Linked DNA regions of Homo sapiens: region 2 is linked to region 1. A link is a loop called in an ENCODE intact Hi-C map of the cell type or tissue named here. Cell type or tissue: GM12878. All regions are shown on one strand. Each heading gives the region's core, and the rest is flanking DNA. Links, peaks and the distances in the headings are about the cores only.

Region 1 (11,385 bases), core at 1,647-9,646:
GTCTAGCTTTATGGGGAGTTGACTATAATGGTAAGCAAGCAATATGTTAACTAAGCATTGCTTAAGCGCTTGCTTGCTATTAACTGTGCTAAGGGGCTTAGCTAATCTTTAAGAGGAAAGAAGTGACTACATTCGCCTCTTGTCACACAGCTAATGGAGTCTGAATTGCCAGTTGAGACAGCCTAATCAATACACTTGACCCACGTTGGATATTTAAAAGCATTAACACCCTGGGGTGGTGGAGAGAAACTAAGTATGGAAAGCCACTTAGAATCACTTAGATCAGAGCTGGGCATGTTTCTAAAAGAGGATGCCTTAACCACTCTGCTCTTGGTGTTCATTGTCAAATTCATCCCTGACTTGTTCTCTACCCTTTCTCTTAAACAGTTGTTGTAAAAGAAATTTCACAATTCATAATTGGATCTGATGCAATATAGCAGCAGTACAGCATGGTTAAACACCCACTATTCCTAGCCCTGTCATTGCTACGTAGGTAGGGATGTAGAGGGAAAACAAGATTACTATGGGACCTTGCTTAGAGCACATTCATTAAGTACTTGAATGGACTAGAAAAATGTTGAAGTCCTAGGAAATCACTAAGGGTTTATCTTCTGCATGCCCTTCTGTATTTTTTTCCCCCAGAGTTGTAAACAAACGAGATGTTCCTGCCCAGTAAAACTTCGCCACGTGGACCCTAAACGGCCCCACCGTCAAGATTTGTGCGGTAGATGCAAAGGCAAACGCCTGTCCTGTGACAGCACTTTCAGCTTCAAATACATCATTTAGGTGAAAGTCAGTGTTGCTGTGCATGCGCTGATGGAGTAGACGAGTGAGCTTTTCCGTGCCTCTCCTCCACCTCTCCCTTCTCAAAATACTTCATGAAAGGCAGTGTATTCTGAAAAAGCCTTCAAATAAAGGTATTGCAACACGATTTATACATTGCATAAAATCTGTCTTTGAAAATAAAGTTTCAAGAGCGCTTGTCTTGTGCTAACAGTCTGGGCCTGTCACTTCACCTTTATGAATGCTTGCTGATGGCATAGAGTGGGCCAGGCTCTGAGTTAGGCTGCAGCCACTTGGAAAACAATTTAGGGGGGTGCTTGTAGACGAGGTCTACTTATTTAGGCAGGTCTGGAGGACTGAAGCTTAGAAGGAAGTTAACTGAATAAAAAGCCGCCTAGCGATCGCGCCACTGCACTCCAGCCTGGGTGACAGAGTGAGACTCCATCTCAAAAAAAAAAAGCTGCCTAGCTGTAACATTAAGGCATTCTTTTGGGAGAGGTGGAGGCAGAGCCATTTATTGGTTGCATGAGACCGTTGGAGGTTAACGTTGAGTAAGAATGCTGAGTGGCGGTGATGGGGTAGGTAAAGGCTTTAGTGTCCAGGTGACCTTAGGAGGTAAGCTACTAGGTGGAGGGAGGCTGGGAAAACTAACCTGGCTCACTAGTCAGTTTCACAAATGTGGCAAAAGTGGGGCTTGGAACAGGGTGGCTGTGGGCAGCTAGCTGCTTTTAAGACACTGAATAACCTATCAAGTAGACTTTGTGTTTCTTCAAAGCCTTTTTTTTTTCTTCTTTTTTTAAAGTAGGCCTCCTAAAATGCACTTAAAGATGTCAAGTTAGAGGTGTAGGCCTTAGCTTTTGTCTTCACTGACTTAGTGCTAGTCGGGATGCCAGACTCTAACTGCGTCTAGTAGCTTCTCATGACAACACTGAGGCCCCACTGCCAGAATGTTCCTAGTTGAGGATGGGACTGAGTTTAGAGCCTCAGGTGCATCTGATGAAATTAAAGTTGTAGTATTGGTTTAATTACAGAAACCATATAATTGGAACCATGTGCTAATTATGCCTCCAATTCTCTAACAAACATCCCACTTAAGTGAACCCCTTACTACCTTAGGCCATAGGACTAAGTCTTAACATCTTGGACACTTGTTAAAAGGGACCAAAGTGAGTTTGAGGCCTCCATAGAATCCGTATCTCAAGGGGAAAGGCCCACCTGCATCAATGTGGACAGAGATGGTGCGTGTAAAATGCAGATTACTGGGCACCTGTCCTACCTACATTTAATAGGCGCCCCAGCTGTTGCTAATAGAATTGAAGCATGAGCACCTGTGCTCGGTAGAGAAGAGGTGGCATCTCATGGAGCTTCCAGTAGAGTGGGCAGATGGCCACTAGTTTTTATATAAATGTAAAACTGAGGTTCTGACCTGTGATCTGCTTATGTGCCTCTGCAGTAAGGGACCTGACTTAGGGAGATCAGGGAAGCCCTGCTTAAAAGAACGATACCTCAGCTAAGCTCCAGTTCAAATGAGTCGAATGAGGCAAAAATGGAGAGGGGAAAATTTCCAGATTAGGTTAACAACAATCTGCAAAAGCCCTGTGGTAGAAAACAACCAGGGGGAGGCCACAGTGTGAGAATACTTTGGAGGACATGACATGCCAGGTGAATCTAGCAGCGCCAGACTGGAAGGGTGTTTTAGGCCTTCATTAGGAGGATGGTCTCTACTGGAGTGCAGGGGCTACTCACAGGCATTATCAGGGAACACCATGGCCTCAAGCTCCTGGGCTCAAGTGATCCATCCTCCTGGCTCAGCCTCTCAAGTGGCTGGGACTACAGGCACTTTGCCAGGCTGCACTAAAAGGTTTTAAAGGTATGGTGGGGATAGTGGGGCATGGTGGCATATAGATTAAAAAATCACTCCAGCTGTACAGTGGATACCTGTAGATAAGGAGACTCACAGGGACCTGATAAAGTGGTGGCAAGGCTAGAGAGAAATGACAAGAACTGGTGTGGGTAAAGGCGATGTGTTTTTTACTGGTTCGAACATGTTCCTGTTGATTTGGTTGGGGGTAGGTACAGGGGTAGGAAACCTATTATTTGTACTGTGGCATGCAAGTGATACATAATGATGTGATCAATAGTATTTGCTCAATGAATGAGTGAATTACATAAATGTACCTACATTGAGTCCTAAGAAAGAAATTTTCACTGGCTATTAATATGGTTACATTGTTCTTTAATATTGCTTGCCATTAATTTTCCTAACTTAGCAGCTAACCCTATTTTTCAGTTGAGGAAAGTGAGGATCAGACTGTTTTACCTAGGGTGGGTGGGCATGCAGATATTCAACAAAGTGGCACAAAAACATGCCATTCAAGTTATGATTACATTCAAGCAATGAAAAGGCACTGCCAAACTCTATGTGTACAATCCAAAAACTAAAAGATGTGAATAGATTTTAAGTTGAGAGGTTAGAAGGAAATACTCCAAGATGTCTCTGGGTATCAAGAGAAGTAACTGTAGTTTTCTTCATATTTCCTTTATTTTCTAAAGGAACCATGGATTACTTTGAAAAATTAGGGAAAAAATGCTATAAAATACCAATAAATGGATTTTCATACTGTCGTCTTTCTCCTTTTGTTTAGGTTATCCTGGTGTTTTATGTGAGCAGTATTCACTCACAGGCCTGGATGAGGAACCTTACTCTGCCCTTGAGTCTTTTCCAAGAAAGCATGTAATGATTTCCTAAATTTAAGGGAGGTTATGTGTTTTGCCACACCCTCTATTTTACATCACTAAAAGTAGAAAATATATTTTAAAATAAGAAATCCTGTGGTTTTGTTTTAGAAGCAGCATGAAGAAACTGCCGGATTGCTGCTTTTGCTGTTGTCTTATAAGCGTACTATTTAAAAATGATAAATTTAGTGGGCAAAAGAAAAAGGCTGTATGTAGCAAAAACTGGGCTCCAAATGGAACTAAATCAGGTAATAAATTAAGCATTGGTATATATTTGTTAATAAATGCTAACTTGGGATTCAGAGGCTGAGGAGCAGAGAAGTGTAGGTTGGAGGAAAATGCTGTTGCAGAAGGCCATCCTAATGAATTTGTTTGCATCTTGCTTGCTGCAGGTATATTCATTTTTATTATATTAATAGACTTAGTTACATATAAATAAACACAAAAAGCAAATATCAACTGAAAGGTTTGGTTGGGTAGTCAACTAATTTTGTTCTTTTCTAGGGCAATTCAAGAAGGTAACATTTGAAAGGTTTCTAAATGATGCACACTGTAATCATTCATTCTTTGTTAAAATACAACACAAACCAACAGCTACAATGCTTTTTATTTTTAACAAAAAGGATGTAAGGAGGGTAAGAAAAACAGAGGACAGTAAGATAGGATGTAAAGTGTGATGTATCTCTGGACACCATCCCTCTCTGCCTGCCCCACACCCAAAAGTTTTAAATAATTTAAAGGATACCAATTACAGTACCAGAACACCATCAAAATAATTGTCTTTATCAGGGTCAAAAAATACAGTGATTATGAATGAGCTGTGACCAGTTACGAAATTTTACTGGAAATGTTTAACTGTGGTCAGCAGTCCAATGGTGTGCACAGTGCCTTCAATTAATGCACTTGAGCATACGTAATTACATTTCTGGCAGGGTCCACACCCCCCAAGAAAAGGTAAAGCTAAGCATTTCATTTCTACATTCTAAACTCTGGAATCACAGAGCCCAGTTTAAAAGAAAAGTCACAGTGGATAAGAGATGTATATAAAAAATACAAGGTGTTTCTTTCAAATCAGGAGTTGTGGGACTACATTCTTTTTTTTTTTTTTTCTTTCTTTTCTTACAAAATGCGATTTTAGAAAAGGATAGAGACTCCAGTTCATGTTATACTACAGACTTAGACAGTGAATAAGTATATTGCATGTTTTGGTAGTCAGTCTTCAGGCTTCCTTTCATTTCCCCTAGCCCCAGGTTTCTTTAGGGTAAAGCATGTGAGTCCTGAATAAAGATACAAAAATGCATTTGCAGCTCTTTTCTTGAATTCTGCAGACTTCAAAGCCTGCAAGTCATATATTCCATCATCAATGACCACAATTTTTCTTTAGCTTTGTACACCTATTCTTGTATAACAACAGTGCATGGCACAAATGTACAAGAAAATAACTGGTTTTAGTCTCTACAGTTTCTATATGGAGTAAAATAAGTTAAAACTTTTCTAATGAGAATAGCTGACAGGCAGCATACATCTTTATTTTACATTTTAAAGTCTCTGCAGGCATCTACTTTGGTTAGTTATCAACAATCATAACATAAGCACTGATCAGAGAACTGAGCAGCATTCCAATAACGTTAACAGATATATTATTTCTTTTTGAAATACTGGGAAAGCCCAGTTTTAAAATATTATTAAAATGTTCTAACATTTACATACTATGAAGAGTTAGATCTAATAAAATAACATTTCTTCAAAAATAATCTTGCAGTGCTCTTTTAGGCATGCTCTGAGACGTTATCACCAAACATCCATACCTTGAAAATATGACTATCACATATCCATACATCCCAACTCACACACACATAATTCCTTATACAGACCAAAAAACAAAAAAACCCAAACCCTTATCCCACATACTGAAAAATCAATGGTTTTTGCAAACGAGTCTTGATGCGTATAGCTGACTGCATGTTCATGTGGATGGATGATTAAGCATCAATTGCAGGTTAGGTTTTCAACTGCTAGAAATCCAAGCAGCTTTGCAGGTCTTCAGCTAAAATGAAACAGCCTTGATTTCAGCCTCATTTCACCTGCTTTTGGTTGTTTCAGTATTGGAGGCCATTATTGCAAACATTCTTGGAATTCTTTTCTTTCCCCAGAAAGTAATGTATTTGTAGGCATCACTTTTAGCCCTTTTCTTTTCACGTAGGTTAAGTAATTAAAAAATTCCTTCTTCACGCAGTTATTGTGGGAGATATTGGCAGCTGTTAAAATATCAGATGTTTTTTTCTTTCAGATCTTTGTTTTTGATGATACAGTTTGACATTAGTTACACTAAAAAGTAGATGCTGCCAGAAAGTTATCAGTGAATGCAAGGGTCCATAAAAGGTGCTTGGTTAATATTCTTCATCATCTTCAGTTTAGTTTCTTTCCTAAAGGCCTGAAGTGTCTCAGAATCCAGTGCTCACCATATTTCCCATTGGTTTGGCCTGTGCTAGAAGTTGGTATGATTGCACCATGCGTAGAGACTCTCTTATTTCCAGATTAAGTTCCATCAGTTTGTAGTTGGCTTCTGACATGTCCAGGTTAGAGCCTATAACTGCAAAGCTTCCTGTCTGGCCCAGCGTCTGATGATGGAAATATATATGTAACAGTGTCTGTACAGGGTCATCTTCACAACTGCCAAAGATATCACTGGGCCAGAGAGATCTGAAAATACACAATAGTTTTTCAGTTCTGAGACTTAGGCAATAGTTAAGACTAACTCAATTTAAGTTAAATACCTGTAACAACAACATTTCCTTGTGAATAACATGATCTGTTTTAATATTTGAGCAAATATTACTCAAAGTACCACCTGAATTCACTTTCAAAGTACCATCTGAAAGTGAAAAGAAATCTAAAATTGGTATCATTTCAGTGGCAACTGTTAAAAATACTCATGTTTTTCTTTCACAAAGACATGATATGGAAACAGCAAATTGAAAATGAAAACCTAGTATTACTAAACTTCCTGTCTAATTTAAAGGCATCACCTTTAAATCCCGTCACGTTTTACCTGAAAGCTTTGACTTGTGCTACAGCTGATATAAATTCTTTATTTTTCAAAGTTTCAATTAAAGAATGAATGGCAGTTTCTATAGTAGTTTGTGCAGCTTTGGAAATGTCAATTTCTTCGTTTTCGGAAGCGGACTCAGCTTCTTTGAGGATACTTTCCAGTTGGGCAAGTTCCTCTGACATGTTGATGACCTAAAACAAATACATCTTTAAGGATCTATTCGTATGTTTGGTAACAAAAACATTTAGTTGGCTACAAGAATATACCTGATGGCAGTAGCATTGTTGCTCTTAAAGATTATTTTAAAATGTTTGTCTTGGAAGAAAGGGCAGTTAATATTTCAAGTACTCCATTCTGTAGGAGCAAATAAATTCCACCAAATAGTAGTCTTGAAATTAAATGTTCTTGATAAAGCAACAAGTTGTAATAAATGTCTATATTGGTTTTAATATTACTACATTTTGGATAGTAAAAGTACATTTACTGTTATGGGGGATCATGAAAACTATATAACAGTAAAGTCTTTAGATTTTAAAAGATTATTTACCCCAGGGTATTTTTATATAAAAAATAAATACATGTATATTTCTTTTTACAGATTTAATGACTAAGAAATTAAATCATTTCCCCAGTGATAGTTTTATTACCAGCAGATGACAAGGGGGGGAAAAGACTAAAGTTAGCATCTTTGAGGCTATGTATTGATTTTCAACATTCAAAGTGTTTTTTAACATGTTTTTTCTTGTGTGCACTAATAAAACTGTAACAATGTGGGCTGGGCACGGTGGCTTATGCCTGTAATCCCAGCACTTTGGCAGGCCAAGGCAGTGGGTCACCTGAGGTCAGGAGTTTGAGACCAGCCTGGCCAACATGGTGAAACCCCGTCTCTACTAAAAATACAAAAAGGTTAGCTGGGTGTGGTGGTGCACACTGGTAGTCCCAGCTGCTTGGGAGGCTGAGGCAGGAGAACTGCTTGAACCCAGGAGGTGGAAGTTGCAGTGAGTTGAGATCATGCCATTGCACCGCAGCCTGGGCAAAAGAAGGAGACTCTGCCTCAAAAAAAAAAAAAAAAAAAAAAAGCTATAGAAATACGAACAACATGTTGAGGGAGGGGGGTTGATGATACAGTTTTATGTCTTTATTGAACTGATGTGCTTTGTTTGACTATTTTGATTTTCTGAGACAGGGTCTTGCTCTGTCACCTATGCTGGAGTGCAGTGCTGCAATCACAGCTCACTACAGCTTCTAACTCCTGGGCTCAAGTCATCATCCCAGCTCAGACTCTCGAGTAACTAGGACTATAGGTATGTGCCACCATCCCTGGCTTTTACTTGACTTTTGATTATAGATGATCTGTGTCTACTATGGAAACCTTTAAGGTCTTGAACCTTTTACAACTGCTGGATATCTGCTGTCTTATTTACTCATAGGTCCTGACATAGCACATCATTAAAAAACAAATTATTCCTTAACTAAAAGAAAAAAGACTCACTCTAAGTGACTTTTGACTTAAGCTATTTTAACAAGTAATAGATTTTATTTTAAAATTTTTTTAGAATCAGTTACTGATGCCTAATACAACTGAATATTTACCTCTGCTTCATTTTTTATCGTATTTACTTGGTTGATAAGTTTACAGTAGGCCTGGAACAGAAGCAGCAATTGAAAATGCAATTTGTATAATCTTCGGCAGAGCTCCAATTCCTAGAAATAAATAACATTACATTAAATTTAGGTGTTATTTTCTAGACAGCATATTTCCAATGGAAATTTATAGTTAAAATTGTCTTGTCGTTTATTTTTCTGCAGTAAGGAAGTTAATATGGTATGAAGCTGATGAAAGGCACGTGAAATATGCTTTAAAGACTAAGATTAAAATAAAAACAAATATCACTGCTGGTTACATAATTCAGTTTTAATGTTAAGCACATTTTCACATTCTACAAATAGACTGTTTCAGCAGGCAATTAATAGGATACTTTAAAAAGGATTCATTAGAATTTAAAACTTTAAATTCATAATTAAAATAATCTACAAATGCAAAGACTTTTGCCCTCATTGAGATGTAGATCTCACTGCATTTATCAACAAATGCTTGATAAAGCAAAGTGAAACCGGATAACCTCTTACCTAAAAAGTAAGAAAAGCTGTCTTTTAAAGTGAGGTCATTTTTCTAAAGAAAACCACTTGGTAATCTCATTGAAATGAAACTATGAAATTAACAACGTGGGCCGAGCACGGTGGCTCACACCTGTAATCCTAGCACTTTGGGAGGCCGAGGTGGGCAGATCACTTGAGCTCAGGAGTTTGAAACCAGCCTGGCCAATGTGGTGAAACCCCGTCTCTACTAAAAATACAAAAAATAATTAGCTGGGCATGGTGGTGGGTGTATGTAATCCCAGCTACTGGGGAAGCTGAGGCAGGAGAATCGCTTGAACCTGGGAGGCAGAGGTTGCAGTGAGCCGAGATCATGCCACTGCCCTCCAAGCCTGGGCAACAGAGCAAGACTCCATCTCAAAAAAAAAAAAAAAAGTTGTGCACTTTGATTTTTTAAATTAAGAAATTTAAGAGGAGATATGTTTAAGAAAAAGGTGACTGCTAATTTTATGTATTTTAACATCTCACTATTTTAAAAGAACCAACATTTCATGGATTAGGGCTTTGCAAAACTGAAGCACATACTACTTGTAAAGTAGTCCACGAGAAAACATTGCTGGGTCACAAATGGACAAATGGCAGATGAAAACCAGTTTGTCTGGCAAGGGTGAGTAGTCTATAAATCAAGACAGGTCACTTACTGCTAGTATTTCCATTTGCTAAGCAAGAAGGTGATCAGGTCACAAAAAATACAAAGGAAGAAAAAGACCAAGAATTAGTGTAAGAAATCATTTTAACTAGGGTCACAGATGTTCCAGGTAAACTGAAGAACATATATTTATACCCCAAAGAAAATTATACAAAGTTATTTCCAGAATAAAACTTTTTAGACATTTACTGCAACGATTCAGGGTGTTTTTAAACACTTTGCCAAATAATAAATTACATTTAGGCTATGACTTATTTCTGTGTAAAAGCTACAATGAATAAAACTGAACTATTGTGATCTTGGTAAATCTGGCTATCCAGGTTTAAAAAAAAAAAAACCAAAACCCAACTGTAATAAAACTTCCATTTGTAAACTGGAAAACTTATGATTAGAAAATAAGAAACAAATTAATTACTGTTACTTCTCAGAAAAGAATTGGCTTATAATCGTACATAATAAATACTTATCCATCACCATCAAAAGATTATCTCTAGGGTGGCTCATTCCAGGCTTCCTATCCTTTACTGTCTAATTAGGTCCTACTTTGCCATAACTGGTGCTGAGCCACAGGGTGGAATATCAAAAGCAGATGCATGTTCTAAATTGCATTCCAAATATACTTCAGTAAGTTTCAGAAACTTAACCCGACTAGGTTTGAATCAACATAATGTATGTAAAACACAGAGTAAAAATTTATGAACCATCTTAAAAACTATATGAAAACATGTACAGCAACTTGGATCTGGTCTCTTACGAGGAGAATGACTTCTAACTAAAACAACAATTGTTACACCGTAAATGTATCTTCTAAAAGTCATTCTTAAGCCTGCTTTTCTAAATAGTTTCCTGTGAAGGACTGTTTTTCATAAAGTTTATTCCTATCAATTTAGAAGGGATTTGCTAAATAAGCAAAGGTGAACTTTAGCTCCATGCTGCTTACCATAAATTATGTGGATGCTCATCCAATAAACATCAGTTGAGCACAATCCAAGGTCAAGCATATTCCATATCTAAATTTCTGAGGGTTTAGTTCATACAGTTTATTTCATATGGAAATTAACAATTTGAATTTTAAATACCTTTCCTCACTTCTATTAGCACAAATAAAGTAGAACTGATTCTACAAGCATATATGTATAGCCTCTACTTTGGGATGTAATGGAACATAAACTGCTGATAAAGTTTATGATCGTAGGAAATAACACAAATGTAATGAATTTTACAGCTCTGAATTACCAGCAATTACTCTAAATATGCTAAAACAGTGCAGTTTTTGTGGATGAGTGTGTGTGTGTGTATATATATGCACATTTTAAAGTATATTAAAATTTGCACATTCTTTTATTCATCTAACAAATATTTGACTGCTTATTATGCAAAAGACAAGACTGGTACACAAGGACAGATCAAATTGCATAAAAAGCGTCTTCCACCCTCAAAACAGTTGAATATGAAAGGTGAGCTGAAATATAAATGAAAGTGTTAAATGTTCAGTTTCCACTTCGTAGAAAACCTCAAGCTATGTTAACTGACTTGATCTTAAGATGGATATAATTTTCTTCAAGGTAGAGGGGATATAAAAAAATCACTTAATATAAACACCTAGTTTTTGTAGGAAAAAAGGTTACATTACTTGCCGAAGTGATGCAGTTAAACAGTGGCAAAGACAGACAGAATTAGAACCAAAGGATTCTGGTCTAGGGTTAATTCCTTATCTTCATTTCTTTACATAGATGACTTAGCAGTTTCTTTTTAACATTAGTGCAGGATTTGGAGTCAGCCTGCCTAGGTTTCAATCTTGGTTTCACTATTTGCTGATTTTAGATAAATTAGCATCTCTGAACCTCAGTTTCCTCATCTTCAAAACCAGGATAATTAGAGCAACTACTTGCCTGAGTTGTAAGGATAAAGAAACTATAGAGGCTGGCAAATAGTTAACACTTAGCGAGTATACTATTATTTTCTCAACACTGCAGTTTTTGCAGAACTTCAATTTTTTACTATAATA
Region 2 (11,385 bases), core at 1,937-9,936, 51 kb before region 1:
TAGCGTTTCCTTGTGGTTCATTATCGCTGCTGCGGATCCAGTCGGGACATCTTTACTCAAGGCAGGAATATGGGGCAGTGCCAAGCGTATGTGTTCCCTTTTGTCTGGAAAGCAAAAGCTTCCCAAGAGGCCCAGCAGATTTTTGCTTGTATCTTATTGACCAAAACTGTCACAAAGCAACTTCTAGCTGAAAGGAAGCTGGAGAAATATTTAGCTGAGTTCATTATCTTCCCAAATAAATGAATTCTGTTAGCGGTAGAAGAGGGGGAATGGATGTTGGATTAGCAATCAACAGGGTCTGCCCAAATAATGAATGAATTTACTAAATCACAGAAACTTAGCTAACTTTCAAGAACTTTTAAACATTTTTTAGTCATTTTTAATAAAAATATTTTTCGGACGCTTTCATAAAAAGAAGATGCTGATTATGATGTGAATGTTGTTAATATAGGCTCATCAATAAAATGAAGGACTATACTCTGCGTTCAGTAGATTTATTTCTTCCCTGGCTACCAGCTGTCAATCATGCTGCCAGAAATCCAGTGTTGAAGCTATCCTTACAAATGTGCTCTTTTCTTTCTGCCAACCCAAATCAATCCAAATTATTAGAATTTCATATTAAGTAATAATAACCAGTAAATTCATAACTGTGTTTACTTCTACATGGATACCTAGTTTCTTTTTGCCTGTCTTTGTGATAGTTATTTCACAGGGCTGTTTTCGCATACTTCCTGATTTTTCACTACATTCAATGGTGTGAGTAGTCAGAAATCTGATGCCCAGTTAACTCAGAAGTGAGAGTGAGAAGTGGGAGGGGGGAAGTATCGCGAACTATACTGCTCATCGAAACTAATAGATAGCCATTTTGAATATTAATATCTATGGAGATTGAATACCTTATCTTTTAGATTCCTTAATCCTAATCAATGCACTCCAGCTCCACAGGTTTTTTTACATAAACACCTCCCAGGTCTGAGATTCCATCTCTCTCTTCAAGGGCATTTTACTATTGAATTTGTTTGCCATTTTTGTTAGTAATTGACTGTGTCTACCCTTTCTGTTGGTGATATTGAAACCGAGATGTTTATTTCCAAAAAAAATTTTTTTTATTTTTATTTTTTATTATTATTTTTTATTATACTTTAAGTTTTAGGGTACATGTGCACAACGTGCAGGTTAGTTACATATGTATACATGTGCCATGCTGGTGTGCTGCACCCATTAACTCTTCATTTAACATTAGGTATATCGCCTAATGCTATCCCTTCCCACTCCCCCCACCCCACAACAGGCCCCGGTGTGTGATGTTCCCCTTCCTGTGTCCATGCGTTCTCATTGTTCAATTCCCACCTATGAGTGAGAACATGCGGTGTTTGGTTTTTTGTCCTTGCGGTAGTTTGCTGAGAATGATGGTTTCCAGCTTCATCCATGTCCCTACAAAGGACATGAACTCATCATTTTTTATGGCTGCATAGTATTCCATGGTGTATATGTGCCACATTTTCTTAATCCAGTCTATCATTGTTGGACATTTGGCTTGGTTCCAAGTCTTTGCTATTGTGAATAGTGCCACAATAAACATACGTGTGCATGTGTCTTTATAGCAGCATGATTTATAATCCTTTGGGTTTATACCCAGTAATGGGATGGCTGGGTCAAATGGTATTTCTAGTTCTAGATCCCTGAGGAATCGCCACACTGACTTCCACAATGGTTGAACTAGCTTACAGTCCCACCAACAGTGTAAAAGTGTTCCTATTTCTCCACATCCTCTCTAGCACCTGTTGTTTCCCGACTTTTTAATGATCACCATTCTAACTGGTGTGAGATGGTATCTCATTGTGGTTTTGATATGCATTTATCTGATGGCCAGTGATGATGAGCATTTTTTCATGTGTCTTTTGTCTGCATAAATGTCTTCTTTTGAGAAGTGTCTGTTCATATCCTTCACCCACTTTTTGATGGGGTTGTTTGTTTTTTTCTTGTAAATTTGTTTGAGTTCATTGTAGATTCTGGATATTAGCCCTTTGTCAGATGAGTAGATTGCAAAAATTTTCTCCCATTCTGTAGGTTGCCTGTTGACTCTGATGGTAGTTTCTTTTGCTGTGCAGAAGCTCTTTAGTTTCATTAGATCCCATTTGTCAATTTTGGCTTTTGTTGCCATTGCTTTTGGTGTTTTAGACATGAAGTCCTTGCCCATGCGTATGTCCTGAATGGTCTTGCCTAGGTTTTCTTCTAGGGTTTTTATGGTTTTAGGTCTAACATTTAAGTCTTTAATCCATCTTGAATTAATTTTTGTATAAGGTGTAAGGAAGGGATCCAGTTTCAGCTTTCTACATATGGCTAGCCAGTTTTCCCAGCACCATTTATTAAATAGGGAATCCTTGCCCGATTTCTTGTTTTTGTCAGGTTTGTCAAAGATGAGATAGTTGTAGATATGCAGCATTATTTCTGAGGGCTCTGTTCTGTTCCATTGGTCTATATCTCTGTTTTGGTACCAGTACCATGCTGTTTTGGTTACTGTAGCCTTGTAGTATAGTTTGAAGTCAGGTAGCGTGATGCCTCCAGCTTTGTTCTTTTGGCTTAGGATTGACTTGGCGATGTGGGCTCTTTTTTGGTTCCATATGAACTTTAAAGTAGTTTTTTCCAATTCTGTGAAGAAAGTCATTGGTGGCTTGATGGGGATGGCATTGAATCTATAAATTACCTTGGGCAGTATGGCCATTTTCATGATATTGATTCTTCCTACCCATGAGCATGGAATGTTCTTCCATTTCTTTGTATCCTCTTTTATTTCATTGAGCAGTGGTTTGTAGTTCTCCCTGAAGAGGTCCTTCACATCCCTTGTAAGTTGGATTCCTAGGTATTTTATTCTCTTTGAAGCAATTGTGAATGGGAGTTCACTCATGATTTGGCTCTCTGTTTGTCTGTTATTGGTGTATAAGAATGCTTGTGATTTTTGCACATTGATTTTGTATCCTGAGACTTTGCTGAAGTTGCCTATCAGCTTAAGGAGATTTTGGGCTGAGACGATGGGGTTTTCTAGATACACAATCATGTCATCTGCAAACAGGGACAATTTGACTTCCTCTTTTCCTAATTGAATACCTTTTATTTCCTTCTCCTGCCTGATTGCCCTGGGCAGAACTCCAACAACCTAAACCAGGAAGAAGTTGAATCTCTGAATAGACCAATAACAGGCTCCGAAATTGAGGCAATAATTAATAGCTTACCAACCAAAAAAAGTCCAGGACCAGATGGATTCACAGCCGAATTCTACCAGAGGTACAAGGAGGAGCTGGTACCATTCCTTCTGAAACTATTCCAATCAATAGAAAAAGAGGGAATCCTCCCTAAGTCATTTTATGAGGCCAGCATCATCCTGATACCAAAGCCTGGCAGAGACACAACAAAAAAAGAGAATTTTAGACCAATATTCCTCATGAACATCGATGCAAAAATCTTCAATAAAATACTGGCAAACCGAATCCAGCAGCACATCACAAAGCTTATCCACCATGATCAAGTGGGCTTCATCCTTGGGATGCAAGGCTGGTTCAACATATGCAAATCAATAAATGTAATCCAGCATATAAACAGAACCAATGACAAAAACCATATGGTTATCTCAATAGATTCAGAAAAGGCCTTTGACAAAATTCAACAACGCTTCATGCTAAAAACTCTTAATAAATTAGGTATTGATAGGACGTATCTCAAAATAATAAGAGCTATCTATGACAAACCCACAGCCAATATCATACTGAATGGGCAAAAACTGGAAGCATTCCCTTTGAAAACTGGCACAAGACAGGGATGCCCTCTCTCACCACTCCTATTCAAAAAAATTTTTTTAAATCGAAGATTTGTTCTTCAGCGTTAGCACAACGTTGGAAAGTCAAAGTGCTATTATTTATCTAAACACTAGGGGGAGATCTTGATTTCTCTTGGAGTGTTTTATTTATTATTTTATTTTTACCTTTTTTTATTTTAATTTTTAATTTTTTAATTTTTGTGGGCATGTAGTAGGTGTATATATTTCTGGGGCACATTAAATACTTTGATACAGGGATGCAATGTGTAGTAATCATAATAAATGGGATATCCCCTCAAGCACTTATCCTTTGTGTTACAATCCAATTATACTCTTAGTTATTTTTAAATGTACAATTAAATTATTATTGATTATAGTCACCCTGTTGTGCTATCAATTCTAGGTCTTATTCACTTTTTTTTTTTTTACTTTTGAGACAGTCTCGCTCTGTCGCCCAGGCCATAGAGCAGTAGGGCAATGTCGGCTCACTGCAACCTCCACCTCCCAGGTTCAAGTGATTCTCCTGCCTCAGCCTCCCTGTAACTGGGACTACAAGTGCATGCCACCATGCCCAGCTAATTTTTGTATTTTTAGTAGAGACGGGGTTTCACTATGTTGGCCAGGATGGTCTCAAACTCCTGACCTCAAGTGATCCACCTTCTTTGGCCTCCCAAAGTGCTGGGATTACAGGCGTGAGCCACCGCACTTGGCCCTTATTCACTATTTCTAACTACTTTTTGTACCCATTAACCATCCCCACATCCCCCTCTCCCACCCCCACTACCCTTCCCAGCACCAGCTTTTTCAGCCCTTCCAGGTGAGCTCTTTGAAGTTTGTTTTTTAACTCTAAGGTCTTGAAAAGCTCAACCAGTCCTGTATGCTGATTTCATATCTTCCTAAGGAATCCTTGGGTGCCACTTCATTTTCTGAGCCCAGCATTTTGTTCATGCCTCTCCTTCAGCCCTTGTTCTGCACCATAATTACGTGCTCATCTTTTGCATTAGACTATGAGCACTAAAAGAATTCATGTATTCTCATCTTTTTGTTTCTTATGCCCAGCATAGAGCATGACCTATAATAGATGATCATAAATGTTGATAGAATGATTCACTGTTCCAATGTCTTCTACAGAAGTCTTTTGCATTAGTCCAGTGCTTAAAGCATATTCACACTAGCATAGTTCAACCAAATATTCTTAAGAGCAATAAAAAACAAGTGAAAAACCATATAAAGGCCTACTCCACCCACACTGAGTTATCAGTTTTTTTTTTATGAAGTCAGAAATACCATAATCATGAGCTTAGACTTAAAATTAACTTTAATTGGGATATAATTCATATACCATAAAATTTATCTTTTGAAAGTATCCAACTCAGAGGTTTGTAGTGTATTCACAAGGTTGTGCAACCATCGTGACTACCTAATTCCAGAACATTTTCATCACCCCCAAAAGAAACCCATACTCAATAGGAGTCACTCCCCAATTTCCCCTCCCCCCAGCTCTGGCAATCACTAATCTGCTTTCTGTCTCTATGAATTTGCCAATTCTAGACATTTCATATAAGTGGAACCATACAATATGTGACCTTCTGTGTCTGGCTTCTTTCACCTAACATAACATATTCCAGGTTCATCCATGTTGTAGCCTTTATCAGTGCTTTATTCATTTTTATGGCTGAATAATATTCCATGGTATGGATATGCCACATTTTGTTTATCCATTCATCAAGTGGATTGATTCCATTTGTTTGTTCATTTGTTTTAATCTTTTGTTTTAAGTTCAGGGGTACATATGAAGATTTGTTGTATTTGTAAACTTGTGTCATGGGGGTTTGTTGTACAGATTATTTCATCACTTATGTACCAGGCCTTGTACCCAGTAGTTATTTTTCCTGATCTACTTCCTCCTCCCATTCTTCACCCTCTAGTAGGCCCCAGTGTCTGTTGTTCCCCTCTTTGTGTCCATGTGTTCTCATCATTTAGCTCACACTTATACATGAGAACATGCGGTATTTGGTTTTCTGTTCCTGCGTTCTTTTGCAAAGGATGATGGCCTCTAGCTCCATCCATGTTCCCACAAAAGACATGGTTTCGGTCATTTTTATGGCTTCACAGTATTCCATGGTATATAGGTACCACATTTTCTTTATCCAGTCTGTCATTGATGGGCATTTAGGTTGATTCCATGTCTTTGCTACTGTGAATAGTGCTACAACAAACATTCATGTGCTTGTGTCTTTATGGTAGAATGATTTCTATTCCTTTGGGTATATACCCAGAAATGGGATTGCTGGATGGAATGGTGGTTCTGTTTTTAGCTCTTTGAGGAATTGCCACACTGGTTTCCACAATGGTTGAACTAATTTACACTTGGAGTATTTTAAATCCTTCCCTCAGCTTGCTCTGAATTAAATTTGTTCTATTTTCAGTACAAGTGAATCAGTGTGAGATTTGCATATTTATCAAAATAAAAGGATATATGACAAGTAAATGTAATGCAGTGTCTTGGGCGTGATCCTGGAACAGAAAAAGAACATTAGATAAAAATTAAGGAAATCTGAATCAACTGTGAAATTTAGTTGATAAAAGTATATCAACGTTGGTTCATTAGTTGAGACAAACATAGAATACTAATTCATGTAAGATGTTAACATTAGGGGAAAGTGAATATAGGGTATATGGGAACTCTCTGAACTATGGGAACTATCTTTGCAATTATTCTGTAAGTCTAAATTATTCCCAAATGAAATGTTTATTTAAAAAATATTTTTTCAAAAAATGAAACCAGAACCTAATTCCCATAAAAATACTTTGAAAAGACTATATTTGAAGAATAAGTTGACTATTAGGAGTTTGCTAAATGAGCTATAAATATCTGAAGATATAATTAAATAGGATTAGATAAACTAAAAATACTTAAATATAAAAATATGTGTTATTTGAACTTCTCCACCTCCTACCAAAGAACCCCTGTCAGCAGAGGAGGTGAAGGGGGAAGAGGCTCTGGGGACTGAGTCCAGGGAAGCCGGCTTCAAGTGCCAAGTGTTTGGCAAGTTTCTTGGGTCCTCATGGTAACTCACGTGTATAGGCTACCTTGAGGCTTGTCTTAGCCTGGCGTTCCATCTGGAAAAAACATAAAACTGATTCTAAAAAGCATTGAAAAGTGACAAAAGTCTGTTAATGTTTCTTAAGGAGCCATCACAGAGGTTTATGGGCCACAATACCTAACAAGAGTTCCCACAAATCCACTCAGACCTCTCTCACACTCTCATGTTCCCACTCCTCACAGGAACTCTCTCATTGCTCTGTTCCCTCTCAAATCCAAAACACGCTGTCCCTAGACTCATTGCTCTCTTCCCCTCTGCTGTCCTTTTCCTTACTCCCGCCTCTAGAATCCATTTGTTCCTCCCTCCAAGTGGCTCCACTCCACTTCTTTAGAGCCATGGTCCCTTCTTTGTGGTGGGAGGGATTACCGGTCTGTGGTTAGAGTGTCCATCCACCAAGACTCTGGTTCTCTTCCGCCTGAGCGTGAGGTAGGATTTAACATCCCTGGCCATTCTCTTCCTTCAGCCAATGGAACGTGAGCAGAAATGACATGTCATTTCTAGGCAGAAGGCTTCAGGGGCTGGTATGTGACTCCTGACCTTTCCTTCCCTCCGCAAACACTGTCATTCCAGGTGGTGGAGCCTCCCTCAGCGTGCTTTCCCTCAGCGTGCTCGCTTGAGTGAAAAAACGTGAAGCCCTCCATCCAACCACAGGGACATATAGAAGGAGAAAGGAAAATATCTTTGTGGTTTTAAGCCCCTGAGTTTTGGGGGTCGTTGCTGAATACAACATAACATAGTTCATCCTAACTATCATGGAGCCACCATACCTCCAAGCAACACATAGTCTAAAAAATGAGTTCCCTCATTTTACACGTGAAGAAACTGAACCACGGGGAGGTTGAGTCACTTGCCCAGTATCACCTAGCTACAAAATCGTGAAGCCAGGATTGAAATCCAGGAAGTCCGGCTCCAGAGCCTGTGCTTTAACACCGTCCCCTAAAGACTCCCAGAGAAGACCAAGAAAGCATGGGACCGTCCTCCCTGCCTTTCCTCCCCACTCTGGGGCCGACTGCTACTTCCATCTTCCTGGGTGGTTTCCTAGGCCTGCTAGGTAGATGTTGTCCTGAAACTTACCTGTGTTAGAACCTTTCCCTGGATCTGTGTTTTTTCTTTATTGGTTTACTCCCTTGTTTTGCTGAAGCTTCCTAAGTGGCTCATAGGAAAGGATGCATGAGAGGTAAACTTTTGAAGCCTTCCTTGAAAGTTTAAGATTACATTATATTTTTAAATTATACATAAATATTATATATTTATTATAAATATAAATGTATAAATATATACAAATTTGTTATATATTAATTATAATTAATATAACATATATTTATATATTAATATGTTATATATTTATTATATATTAATATGTAATTAATATATAATTAATATATTAAATAATATAGTAAATATATATTTATATATTAAATATAGCAAATATATAATGATTTATACTTATATTAAAATATTAAATACACAATTATGTATGAGTGTATTAGTCAGGTAATAATTTTTTTATATTTACTTATTATATTATAATAAATATGTTTATTATAATATAAATATATTACCTGACTAATACACACTTCATAATTGATAGTTCAGAGGATATATTTATATATAATAAAAATATATAAATAAAATATATATTCATGTACTATATAATATACAATGTTTTATTTATATATAATATAAATACATAAAATATGATATATGATAGTTACAATAAATTTATAAGTATATATTTATAATATAAATTATATATAACATATTTATAATATAAATATATATTATATAACAGATTTATAATATAATAAATTTATTATAACTACAATATAAATTTATAAATATATAAAATGTATATAAATATTATATTTTAAACTTCCTTGAAAGTTTAAAAATATTAACCATTGTGATGGTTAATTTTATGTGGCAACTTGGCTGGGCCGCAGAGCCCAGATATGTGTCAAAAATTATTCTGAATATTTCTGCGAGGATGTTGGGATGAGATTAACATTTACATAGATGAATTTTGAGCAAAGCAGGTTGCCCTTCATAGTGTGGGTGGACCTCATCCAATCATTTCAAGGCCTGGATAGAACAAGACTGGCCTGCCCTGAGCAAAAGGGAATTCGGTCAGTGGATGCCTTTCACACCTGAACTGCAGCATTAGCTCTTCCCTGGGTCTCCAGTCTACAGGCCAACCCTGCAGATTTTGGACATGCTGGCCTCCTTAATTGTGTGAGACAGTTCCTTAAATCTCATAGATATTTATACATGCATCCTGTTGGTTCTGTTTCTGTGGAGAACCTGACTCATACATAATTCATATAAGTGACGGTTCAGAGGATACAGTATTCTCTCCCAAAAATAATAGCTCCTCAGAATGTTGAGGGTATTACCCCATGGTCTTCAAATATTTTAGGTTGGTACTGAAAGTCTTTTTGTCATTCTATTACTGTTGCTTTGAATGCGGCTCTTTGCCCACTCTTTCTGGGGAAATGAAAAGGATTTTTGTGTGTGTGTCTCAAGTGTTTTGATATTTCATCATTTTACACACGCACACACACACACACACACACACATTTGTTGTTGTTGTTAAGGTCTTTTTTAAAATGTGCTGTTCTGGAAATACCATTCTGGATATGAGCCCTGGCAAAGATTTCATGACAAAGACTGTAAAAGTAATTGCAACAAAAACAAAAATTGACACGTGAGACCTAGTTAAACTAAAGAGTTTCTGCCCAGTAAAAGAAACTATCAGCAGAGTAAAGAGACAACCTACAGAATGGGAGAAAATATTTTCAAACTATGCATCTGAAAATGGTCTAATATCCAGAATCTATAAGGAACTTAAATAAATTATTAAACAAAAATAATCCCATTTAATAAACGGGCAAAGGACATGAACAGACACTTCTCAAAAGAAGACATACACACAGCCAACAAACATATGAAAAAAATGCTTAACATCACTAATCATTAGGGAAATGCAAATCAAAACCACAATGAGATACCACCTCCCACCAGTCAGAATGGCTATTATAAAAAGTCAAAAATTAACAGATGCTGGTAAGGTTGTGGAGAAAAGGGAACACACACTGCTGGTGGGAATGGAAACTAGTTCAGTCACTGTGGAAAGCATTTTAGAGATTTCTCAAAGAATGTAAAACAGAACTACCATTCGACCCAGCAATCCCATTGTGAGGTATGTACCCAAAGGAATATAAAGCGTTCTACCATAAAGATACATGCAGATCTATGTTCATCATGGGACTATTCACAAAAGCAAAGACATGGAATCAACCTAAGTGTCCATGAACAGATGACTAGATAAAGAAAATGTGGTATATATACACAGTGGAATACTATGCAGCCATAAAGGAGAATGAAATCATGTCCTTTGCAGCAATGTAAATGCAGCTGGAGGCCATTATCCTAAGCAAATTAACACAGAAACAGAAAACCAAATGCTACATGTTCTCTTGTATAAGTGAGGACTAAACATTGAGTACACATGGACACAAAGAAGGGAACAACGGATACTAGTTCTACTTGAGAGTGGAGGGTGGGAGGAGAGTAGTCTGTACACCAAACCTCCTGACCTGTAATTTAACCATGTAACAACCCTGCACATGTACCCTCTGTAAAATGAAAGATGGGAAAACAACAACAACAACAATAATAATAGTAATAATGATAGGGAAATAACCCAATTAAAAAATGGGACAAAGACCTTAACAGATACCTCACAAAAGAAGATACGCAGGTGTCAAATAAGTATATGAATATACATCCCATATCATATGTCACCAGGGAAATGCAAATTAAAACAATGAGATACCGCTACACACATGAGAAGGGCCAAGATGCAGAACACTGACAACATCAAATGCTGACAAAGGTGTGGAGTAACAGGAACTTTCATTCATTGCTGTTGGGAATGAAAAATGCTACAGCCATTTTGGAAGACAGTTTGGTAGCCACTTACAAAGCTAAACATACTCTTACCATATGATCCAGCAATTGGGCTTTTCAATATTTACTGAAATGTGTTGAAAACGTATCTACACACAAAAACCTGCACTTGGATGCTTATAGCAGCTTTATTCATAATTGCCAAAACTTGGAAGCAACCAAGATGTCCTTCTGTAGGTGAATGAACAAATATGCCCAGATAATGAAATATTATTCAGTGCTAAAAAGAAATGGGCTGTCAAGTGTGAAAAGATAAACAGAAAAATTAAAGGCATATTACTGAAAGAAAAAATTAATCTGAAACAGCTACATACTGCGTGAGTTAAACTATATGATATTCTGGAAAAAAAAAAAAAACAAAAAATATGGAGACAGCAAAAATCTCAATTGCTCCTAGGAGTTAGGGATAGGGAAGGATGAATAGGCGGAAGACAGAGGATTATTAGGACAGTAAAAATACTCTGTATGATACCATGATGGTGTACACATGTCGTT

What was found. A loop is a pair of places that touch in the nucleus more often than their neighbours do. Peaks named below come from ENCODE experiments on the same cell type or tissue, not always from the same donor. Only the 100,000 strongest peaks of a DNase experiment are listed, where the experiment ranks them.
Region 2: a loop joins it to region 1, with 2.3 times the contacts of the local background. A loop is called at or near these places in 6 of 110 quality-filtered maps.

The regions. Positions count from the first base shown.
Region 1 is chr4:48,493,459-48,504,843 of GRCh38, forward strand. It overlaps FRYL (FRY like transcription coactivator), which reads right to left. Exons shown (of 64, transcript NM_015030.2): 61 at 9,370-9,387; 62 at 8,165-8,275; 63 at 6,572-6,762; 64 at 3,899-6,222. The coding sequence ends at 5,964. ZAR1 (zygote arrest 1) reads left to right here. Exons shown (of 4, transcript NM_175619.3): 4 at 643-931. The coding sequence ends at 786. Among named protein-coding and RNA genes, the nearest start is that of ZAR1, 8.9 kb to the left of the region's middle. In GM12878, for the core only: no CTCF peak of the experiment used is centred there; a DNase peak (open chromatin) is centred at 6,433; H3K4me3 peaks cover 326 bases; H3K27ac peaks cover 893 bases.
Region 2 is chr4:48,441,895-48,453,279 of GRCh38, forward strand. No RefSeq gene overlaps it. Among named protein-coding and RNA genes, the nearest start is that of SLC10A4, 36 kb to the right of the region's middle. In GM12878, for the core only: no CTCF peak of the experiment used is centred there; no DNase peak of the experiment used is centred there.